Regions from separate parts of the Homo sapiens genome. Here region 2 is linked to region 1. The links are chromatin contacts, found by Hi-C or POLR2A ChIA-PET in ENCODE. All regions are on one chromosome and are shown on one strand. The core of a region is the stretch at or near the end of the contact, and the rest is flanking DNA. Distances in the headings are between cores, read along the strand shown. Region 1 has its middle 190 kb from the start of LINC02104. Region 2 has its middle 5.6 kb from the start of LINC00603.

What was found. Hi-C counts contacts between places; a loop is a spot of excess contacts on that map. ChIA-PET counts read pairs that join two places held with the same protein, here RNA polymerase II (POLR2A).
Region 2: a map of PC-3 shows a loop between it and region 1 (10-fold over the local background). The contact joins two enhancer-like sites. A Hi-C loop is called at or near these places in 1 of 168 maps with a recorded cell type or tissue (PC-3). POLR2A ChIA-PET finds 5 or more read pairs at or near these places in 1 of 52 experiments (PC-9).

The regions. Positions count from the first base shown.
Region 1 is chr5:39,711,196-39,715,750 of GRCh38, forward strand. No RefSeq gene overlaps it. Among named protein-coding and RNA genes, the nearest start is that of LINC02104, 190 kb to the left of the region's middle. Within about 2 kb of position 2,601, at least 3 of the 41 ENCODE cell types and tissues checked have a DNase peak (open chromatin) inside an H3K27ac peak, as active enhancers do; they include PC-3, where a contact is called at or near this core.
Region 2 is chr5:40,044,457-40,049,011 of GRCh38, forward strand. No RefSeq gene overlaps it. Among named protein-coding and RNA genes, the nearest start is that of LINC00603, 5.6 kb to the right of the region's middle. Within about 2 kb of position 1,880, at least 2 of the 41 ENCODE cell types and tissues checked have a DNase peak (open chromatin) inside an H3K27ac peak, as active enhancers do; they include PC-3, where a contact is called at or near this core.

The DNA.
Region 1 (4,555 bases), core at 1,351-3,850:
GTTCACAATAGCTCCAATATCTTTTGAAATCACTCACATCATCTATTAATAATAATAATGCATTTGTCCTTTTAAGCAAGGACAACCATTATAAGTCATCAGGGTTTTTCTTTTGGAGGGAACAGGTATCAATCCCTCCAGCTTTTAGAAGCTTCTTCATAGACACTTTACCAGAGGGACGCTGTAGTAAAAGCAAGTCGAAACCCGTATCTGTCAAATATCAAATAATTATTGGAAAGGAGACACAAAACCATAATACATCTTATTTTTTGTAAACTCAAGGAAGTCACTGATCTCTGTCCTCAGCCACTTTGGACCATCACATTGCAGGAATAAAATGTAAGAATCCAGGATAGTAGAATCTGTAATTCCCAGAGCTCTGTTTGTTTTGTTGTGGTTTTATCTCAGCTTTATTGAAATATAATTGAGAAATAAAAATTGTATAAATTTAAAGTGTACAAGGTGATATTTTAATATACATACACACTGTAAAGTGATTACCACAATCAAGCTAACATATTCATCACTCCACAGAGTTATATTTTTTTGTTTGTAGTGCTGAGAACCTTTAAGATCTATTTTTACCAAATTTCAAGTATCTAATGTTGCCACTGAAAGTAATGGCAAACTGCAATTACTTCTGCACCAGACTAATATTATTATTATTATTATTATTATTATTATTATTAACTATAGTTACCATGCTGTACATTTGATCTCCAGAATTTATTCATCTTATACTGAAAGCTTGTACTCTTTGACCAATCCCCCCTTTCCCTAATCCCCCAGCCCTTGGCAACCATCTCCAGTCTCTGTTTCTATGAGTTTCTCTTCAGATTCCACATGTAAGTGAGATCATGTGGTATTTGTCTTGCAGTGTCTGGCTTATTTCACTTAGGATAATGTCCTCTAAGTTCATCCATGGCAGGATTTCCTTCTCTTTTAAGGTTGAATAATATTTCATTGTATATAAACATAAATATAAATACACACACACCATTTTTTCTTTATCCATTCATTCATCAATGGACACAAGTTGTTTCCCTTTTGGCTATTGTGAATAAACTGCAGTGAAAATAGAAGTGAAGATATATTTTCAAGAACTGTTTTTAATTCCTTTGGATACATACTCAGCAGTGAGGTGGGATTGCTGGATCATATTGTAGCTCTATTTTTAATTTTTTGAGGAACCTGTATACTCTTTTTTATAATAGCTATAGCAATTTAGAATCCTATCAACAGTATAAGGGTTTCTTTTCTCCACATTCTTGCCAACACTTGTCATTTGGCTTTTTGATAATAGCCATCCTAAGAAGTGTGAGGTGATGCCTCATTGTGGTTTTGATTTGCATTTTCCTGATGATTAATGATGTTGAGCACAGCACTTTTTCATACATTATAAAGCTACAGTAATCAAAACTGTATGTTACTGTCACAAAAACCAACACATAAACCAACAGAATAGAATGGAGAGTTCAGAAATAAAGCCATGCATGGGTACAAAAGTACTAAGGATACACAAGGGGAAAGCATAGTCTCTTCAGTAAATGGTGCTTGGAAAACCAGATAACCATATGCAAGAGAATAAAATTGGATTCTTATCTTACACAATACACAAAGTTCAACTCAAAATAGCCTTATACATACATAATATCTGAAGTCGTAAATATCCTAGAGGAAAACACAAGAAAAGCTTCATGACATTAGTCTTGACAATGATTTTATGAATATGACCCTCAAAGCATAGGTAATGAAAAACAAATATAAACAAGTGGGTCTACATCAAACTACAAAGTGTTTGCACAGCACAGGAAACAAACAACAAAATGAAAAGGCAACCTACAGGATGGAAGAAAATATTTACAAACCATATATACAATACATGACTAATAGCCGAAATACGTAAGGAAGTCACGAAAATCAATAGAAAAACATGCGAACAAACACAAGCACCTAAATAAAAATGTGGGTGAAGGGCCTGAATAAACCTTTTTTTAAAGGTCACATGCAAATGACCAACAGATATCTGAAAAAGTGCTCAAAACCAAAGCTCTGTTTTGTCCAGTATCCCCACTCCTATCACAGAGAAATTTGTCACCTTACCTGACAAAAAAAATGAGATCATTTCATCAGCCTCAAAATAAAGGACCCAAGAATATATTCCCAACCAATGTGGGAAATCCCTGCTGGTAGAAGACCATCCAGCAAGTGACGTCATCACCAGAAAGGCATTAAGGGACACAGTTTAAATGTTGCAAAGGATTTTAAAAGAATCAGGAGTGAGATAACACTCAGAAATAATTTTTAGTTTTATTATGTAAGATAATATTACTTTGTCAATGTAAGAAAATATTTTTGTCTTTCAGAGTAGATGCTATATTTGGTTCTGCCTCCCACTCCCCCCACCACTATCCTACTTTATTTCACAGAGGAGTCATTTTGTGGCCTCACAAGAGAGTTGGCCAATTCTGCTGAAAGATTGGCATTGACATTTGCTTGTGGGAGTGCCTGAGGACAGAGAAACCTCCCAGCTTGCATGACTAGGTTGGATAACTTCTTCTTCCTGTTTGCCAATAAACATTATGTTTGGCAGAAAACGGTTAAAGATTTGCTCCTATTGCAGCAGGCTGCCTGTTAATGAGAGGGATGTAGTCTTCCCTTCCCATAGCTGGAGTCTTTTAACACATACTGAAAAAAGACTTCATAGCTTCTAAAGGATCAAATTGGCTTATGTCAGTTTATAACAATAGGATTTTATCATTGACTGGCCATACTGACCTAGTAGTAATAAGATACTTTTCTTCCCGAGCTGTCTCTGAAATAGTAGCTGCTTCATGAACATCTTGTCTGATGAATTATTTTCTTAAATGACTCTCTTTTCTCTCAAAATCTGAAGGTGTTCTAAAAATACTAGCAGTTTAATCCAAGGTCCATTTTGCAAGGACTCTCAGTCAGCATATTTTACAGAGAGAATGGCTGGTGGAGTCATTTTACTAGAAGACATGACATGGCTTGAATTCCCAAATCAGATCACTGCAGGCCAGGTAGCAGGTCTTCTCTTAGCACTTTTCTCTTCACCTTTCCATGCAGCAGAGGGCAGTAGTGAACTGTGCATTTTTCTATGCTTTATTTCCTTTTGAAACATAAGCCAAATACATACAAGAATAATAATACATTTAAAAAATAATATTTAAACTATTCCACATGTATAGTATTTTTGCTTCACTGAACAAACGAATTTACCTGGGCCACAATCCAATAGATAGTAGCTAATTTTAGACTTCAGACTTGTGCTTGTTTGGACAACTTAGAATTTGAGTATAATGTTATATTGCAACTAGTCGTTAACAAATCAGGTGTGAGAAGAAATTAGACATTTCAGTGTTTTCTGAGAAACACAATTTCCTTAAGGAAATGTTGTGGCATAAATGTATTTTAGCTATATTTTAGGCTTAAAACATTGTGTTCTTCAAGGAAAATATCAAATCTTTCACAAAATTCTATCTTCTTTAAAAGTCTTTTTAATAAATTAAATAAAAATGATGTTTATTGTCAAACAACTACATGTATGGAACTAAAAAATTAGAGTTATGCAGTAGGAAAAAAAGCCCTCTGACTCACTTTTTGGTACTCACTATTTCTGTTTACCTGGGCTAGTCAATTTTAGCTTTTTAAAAGTTTCTTATTTTCTGGTATTTACCTATGTATTTGAAAATATCATGTTTATCCTAATATTTCCTTATTTTTTGTCTTAAATGTCATCTGTTGTCTTCCTAGTAAATAAGATGAAAAGTTAGCTCTTTTATACTCCTCTCTAATATCTCCTCTCCATATTCTTCCAAAATATCATTTAAAATTATTCAATCTTGGACCTTGTGCTTCACTCGTAGTAGGCAATTATTAACTATATATCTACTTGCAGGATATTTGAACCACTGAAAGGGGTTTCCAATAAAGAAAAGGTTATTCACATATATTTTAAAACATATGGAATGCAGCTAAGGCTGTGTTTAAGGCAACCTACAGGATGGAAGGCAACCTACAGGATGGAAGGAAAATTTGGAACTCAATCTTTTTTATGTCAATTTTTCCAAAATTGATCTATGGCTTGAATACAATCTCAATCAAAATTCCATCTTTTTTTGAAAATTTGTGCACTTTCTATAATGCAGATCCAGTATACTTATGGTAATCTCAAAAGAGAACAAATGAAAGCTATACAGTACCAGATGTAAAGACCTGTTACAAAAGCACAGCAATTAAGACAATGTAAGATTAGTACAAGCACAATCATACCAATGAACTAAAATATAGAGCCCAGAGACAGTTCCATACATGATATATGAGATGATATGTGACAAAAGCATTGTCGCAGTTCTGCGAGTTAGAAAGATCTAGGTCAACTGGAAATCTATATGGGAAATATGTACTTTGACCTACGATATATGGGATAGGCAAAAATTAGGGGTATATCATATACCTAAATATAAAAAGAAAAACAATAATTCTTCCTGAAGAAAATAGGGGAAAATCTTTAAGACCTTTAAATAGTTGG
Region 2 (4,555 bases), core at 630-3,129, 330 kb after region 1:
GACAGGAGAATCACTTGTACCTGGGAGGCAGAGGTTGCAGTGAGCCTAGATCGCACCACTGCACTCCAGCCTGGGCAACAAGAGCAAAACTCCGTGAAAAAGAAAAGAAAGAAAGAAAGAGAGAGAGAGAGAGAGAGAGAGAGAGAGAGGAAAAGAAAAGAGAATAGAATAGAATAGAATAGAATAGAATAGAATAGAAGAGAGTAGGAAGACATATGATTATAATTTGTGAAACGTTTGTGTAGTGTGTGTGTGTGAGACACAGAAGGAGAGAGAAACAGAAAGAGAGAGAGAGACAGAAAGAGAGAGAGAGAGAGTGTGTGTGTGTGTGTGTGTGTGTGCAGAGAGAGAGTACAGAGGAGGGAAAGGAGCAGAGGAGAAGAGAGGGAGGGAAGAGAAGGAGAGGGGAGAGAAAGAGGGGGAGGGAGGCATGGAAAAATACTGATAGAAAATAAAAATTTGTCAGTTTTCTCCAACTATGAAGGAAATTTTTCTTCTTTTTTCTTTCCTTTTTTATTTTAGCAACTAAGTACTTTTATAATCATTTAAAAAAATCTTAATGCCTTTACCTTGAGACATGATGGAAAAATGTTACAGGTACAAAATGTAGAAATTTAACCAGTGTTTAGAATTCTGACCTCAGGAACATGTGTATGACCTATTTTTAAAACCATAGCATTTTTTCTTGGTATGTTTCCGTGATTGGAATCAATTTTGTAAGTGCATGCTACAAAGTGACAAGAATCACTCAATTTTTGTTGTTGTTGTGGATGATTATCAACAATATTCCAGTGGGAGGTACTGTAATTGGTATTGCTCTGTAAAACAGAATTATGCATATAACACGTGTTTGTGAAACCTACTGCATATCCAGCCCAACACAGATGTACTTGCTATACAGACTATTGTTAAGCATATGTTTTGCTTCAGAAGATAAAGCTAAAAGAATAAAAAAAGATAATTTCTGGAAAAAAACATTGTTCAAACAATATAGAACTAAATTATAAAATTTTAGTATAATTTATATGTTGTTTCAAATACAGCTAAATATTTATGAACTAGCAAAGTCAGGTGAAAATTCATGAGGAAGATAGAATGGGTTTTAGCTTTGAAAATGAAGAAGAAAAAGAGGAAGAAGAGAAAGGAAGAAGAAGGAGGAGGAAGAAGAAACGGATATAAATAGAGCATATGCTTACGTGAAGCATTGTGCTTTGCACAGGTTATCTCGTTTAGTCTTCAAAGAGCATTATAAGAAATACAATTTTCTTAATTTTATAGATAAGTAAACCTACCTGTAAGAAAGATAGGATTCCAACCCTGCCACACTGTTTTCAGATTTATTTTATTCTCATTTTCTGCCCTAATTCTAATAATCAGATAATTTTGGGTAAGACCATCAAAGATGATTAATACACACACACACACACACACACACACACACACACACACACACACACACAAACACCCCACCAGATTGCCCAGAATTTCCTTTCCTAATTGACTGTACTGTTCTCTATCCATTTGTCAAGAGTTGGCTGGTTCATCTTGAACACCCTAATATCAAGCATTTGTCGAATTATGAGTAAGACTGCCAAGAATTTTTAAATTGCCAAAAAATCTAAACATGTATCAGAATAAACTGGGAGCTTGTGAAAACTACAGATTCATAGATCTTCAAGCTCCAGGTATTTTCATTTTATTTGTCAAGAAATTTCTTAAAATCTGTGGTTTACAGAAATTCTCACTAACGCAGCCTTGCTAGAAGAGCACTTGAGATTAATAGCTTGTACCTTACCCATGGATCCGTTGTCCCAAGTCTTAGCTAACTCTACTAACATAATCTCTCTCAAGTCATATCATCTCTGAGGCCATTCTTTTATTCACTTCACAGGCAAACTTTTAATGATGACCACCTATGAGTCAGCCACTGTGCCAAACTCTGAAATTTAAAGAAAGTGCCTTCTTTTACAATGTTCATTATTGACAGAGAGAGATAGTGAGCCAAAAAGCACAGTCCAGTAGGTATCAGAGTTGGTTTATGCCTAAGGATTGGAGAGATCATATAAGAGGGACATTGCAATTTCCTGGCTTCCATCACTTTCATTGGCTCTTCCTTTTGGTGTTTCTTCCCATGCAGTCTTCTGGAGGTTTTATTTACATCATTTCATTTAATCTTTACAACACTATCAAAAAGACAAACAGTAGTAATTTCTTAGGATAAGGAAACTATGACTAAGAGGAATTTAAACAATTATCCAAATATATACACCTAAATAATAGAGAGAGCATGCAAAACAACAGCTGTCCAAAAGTAAAAAACTATACCCTTTACACTTTGCAAATTGCCAACAATGTTGAAGAGGTTTATCTCAGAAAGTGAATAGTACAGCCAATCCTTTGTCCCAGGCAACAGCTTGAATTTTAAGCTCTTCTCCGAGTTTGAATAAGTAACACATCCAGTCAATTTGAACAGTGTATGTCTTGCTTGGTGAGCAATGAGTTATTTTACAGTGACTAGAATTCAAAGTCAGACACAGCCTCCTTCATTGTTGGCTCACATTTGCTTTGGCCTCTGGTATGAGTCAAACCACAACTCATGTTCTTTTCCCAGGAAGCCATTTCATTTCCTTTCATTAGAACCTGTGCCCATATTGTTTGCACATTGCTGTTCATAAAATATTTTGTGGTGTATCAAGAAAATAAAATTGCAGATTAAAAGACTGAACTGAAATTATATCATATTCAAGCAAATCCTTCCTCCATAAGGTAAAATATTTGCTGTAGTACTAGTGAATCTTATTTATCAATGTTAAGGTTAAAACTAAGACCTGATTTTAAATCTCACAGCTAGGGTCTACTTTGAAAGAATTAAAAGCCCAGTGAGAGGATCTCATTCTTGTTTATGGCTGAATAGTACTCCATTGTGTGTGTGTACTACATTTTCTTTATCCATTCATCTGTTGATGGATACTTGGGGTGGCTTCCATATCGTGCCTATTGTGAATAGTGCTGCAATGAACATGGAATGCAGACATTTATTTGATATAGTGATTTCTTTAGGTGACACATGTATTTAAATGTAGCATGAGATCAAGATTACATAGCTTTAATGGAGCAAAGTTTAAAACTACCATTCAGAGCTAGCATTTCATCATGGGTATTTGAGTGAAGACAGTGAATCAAGGGAGCATGATCTTGGGGATTAGATTTGAAATTCAAACATTTACTACCACTACTTGAAGAGGGGTAGAGGGAAGACAGTCATAAGGGTTGAAATATAAGTGTTGAGGTATATGAGAACTATGGATTGTGTATGTGCATTTGATTTCCAATTCACCTGCTGTTTTTCATTTTTGTCTCCCGATAATAGACTTTTCCTTCTTGAGATACTGCCACCGGGAATCAAGTAGTAAAAACACACACCACTGGAATCCAGTATCAAAACCACATAAATAAGAAATATATGTGAACTTCTTGCTAATTAGAAAACACTTGGCCAAGCACAGTAGCTCACATCTGTAATCTCAGCACTTTGGGAAGCTGACATGGGATGATCACTTGAGCCCACAAGTTCGAGACCAGCCTGGGCAATGTAGGGAGTTCCCGTGTCTACAAATAATTTTAAAAATTAGCTGTGCCTGGTGGCATGCACCTATGGTCCCAGCAACTTGGGAGGCTGTGGCAGAAGGACCCTCTGAGCCCTGAGCCCAGGAGGTTAAGGCTGCAGTGAGCCGTGATCATGCTACTGCACTCTAGCTTGGGAAACAGAGCAAAATCCTGTCTCAAAAAAAAAAGAAAAAGAAAAGAAAGAAAAAAAAAGAAAAAGAAAAAAGAAAAGAACAGTGTATGTTTAATTTTTAAAATGTACTCCTAACATAGAAAAATTTCCCAGATATTTGAAGCATTCTGAAGTCTTACCAAATATCCCAAAAGAAATGCTAAACTAAAATTCATACCTAATAAATTCCAGCTATTTCCCAGAATTAATCTGATGGGTCATAGCAAAAAAAAGTTTTAATATTTTATGTAACAAACAATTCTTTTTTCATTTTCCTGGTAGATTAATTCAGCCTGACCTCACTACTAACAAATTCTGCTTCAAATAATTTTTGTTTTTCTTTGTTCTTGAAGTTTAGGAATGAATTCTCTTCACTCATTTTATTCAATTTCTCCAATAGTTTTATTCATATTATCTGATAATAAAATAACGTAATTCCGTTTTTATCTTGTGCAACCATACCAATAATTTATTGTAAGGAATTTGAAATACAAAAACTTTTGAATACAAATAATCATGGCTAGAGCTGCTAGTGAATAAGATATGAGCAATTTCATTGAAAGCCTATTCTGAGGACTAAGATTTGGGATAGAGATAGCCAAGAACATGGAAAACATCTATCAGACAAAGAATAATTCACAAAGATTGTTCAAAGTGTTATGGGAAAGTTTCTATCAGATTTTGAGAAATCAGAAAGGTCTCATGGAGAAGCTGACATTTCATTTTTAAAAAATTATTTGAGAGAGAAATAGAATGTGTCAAAACAAATAAGAGGTG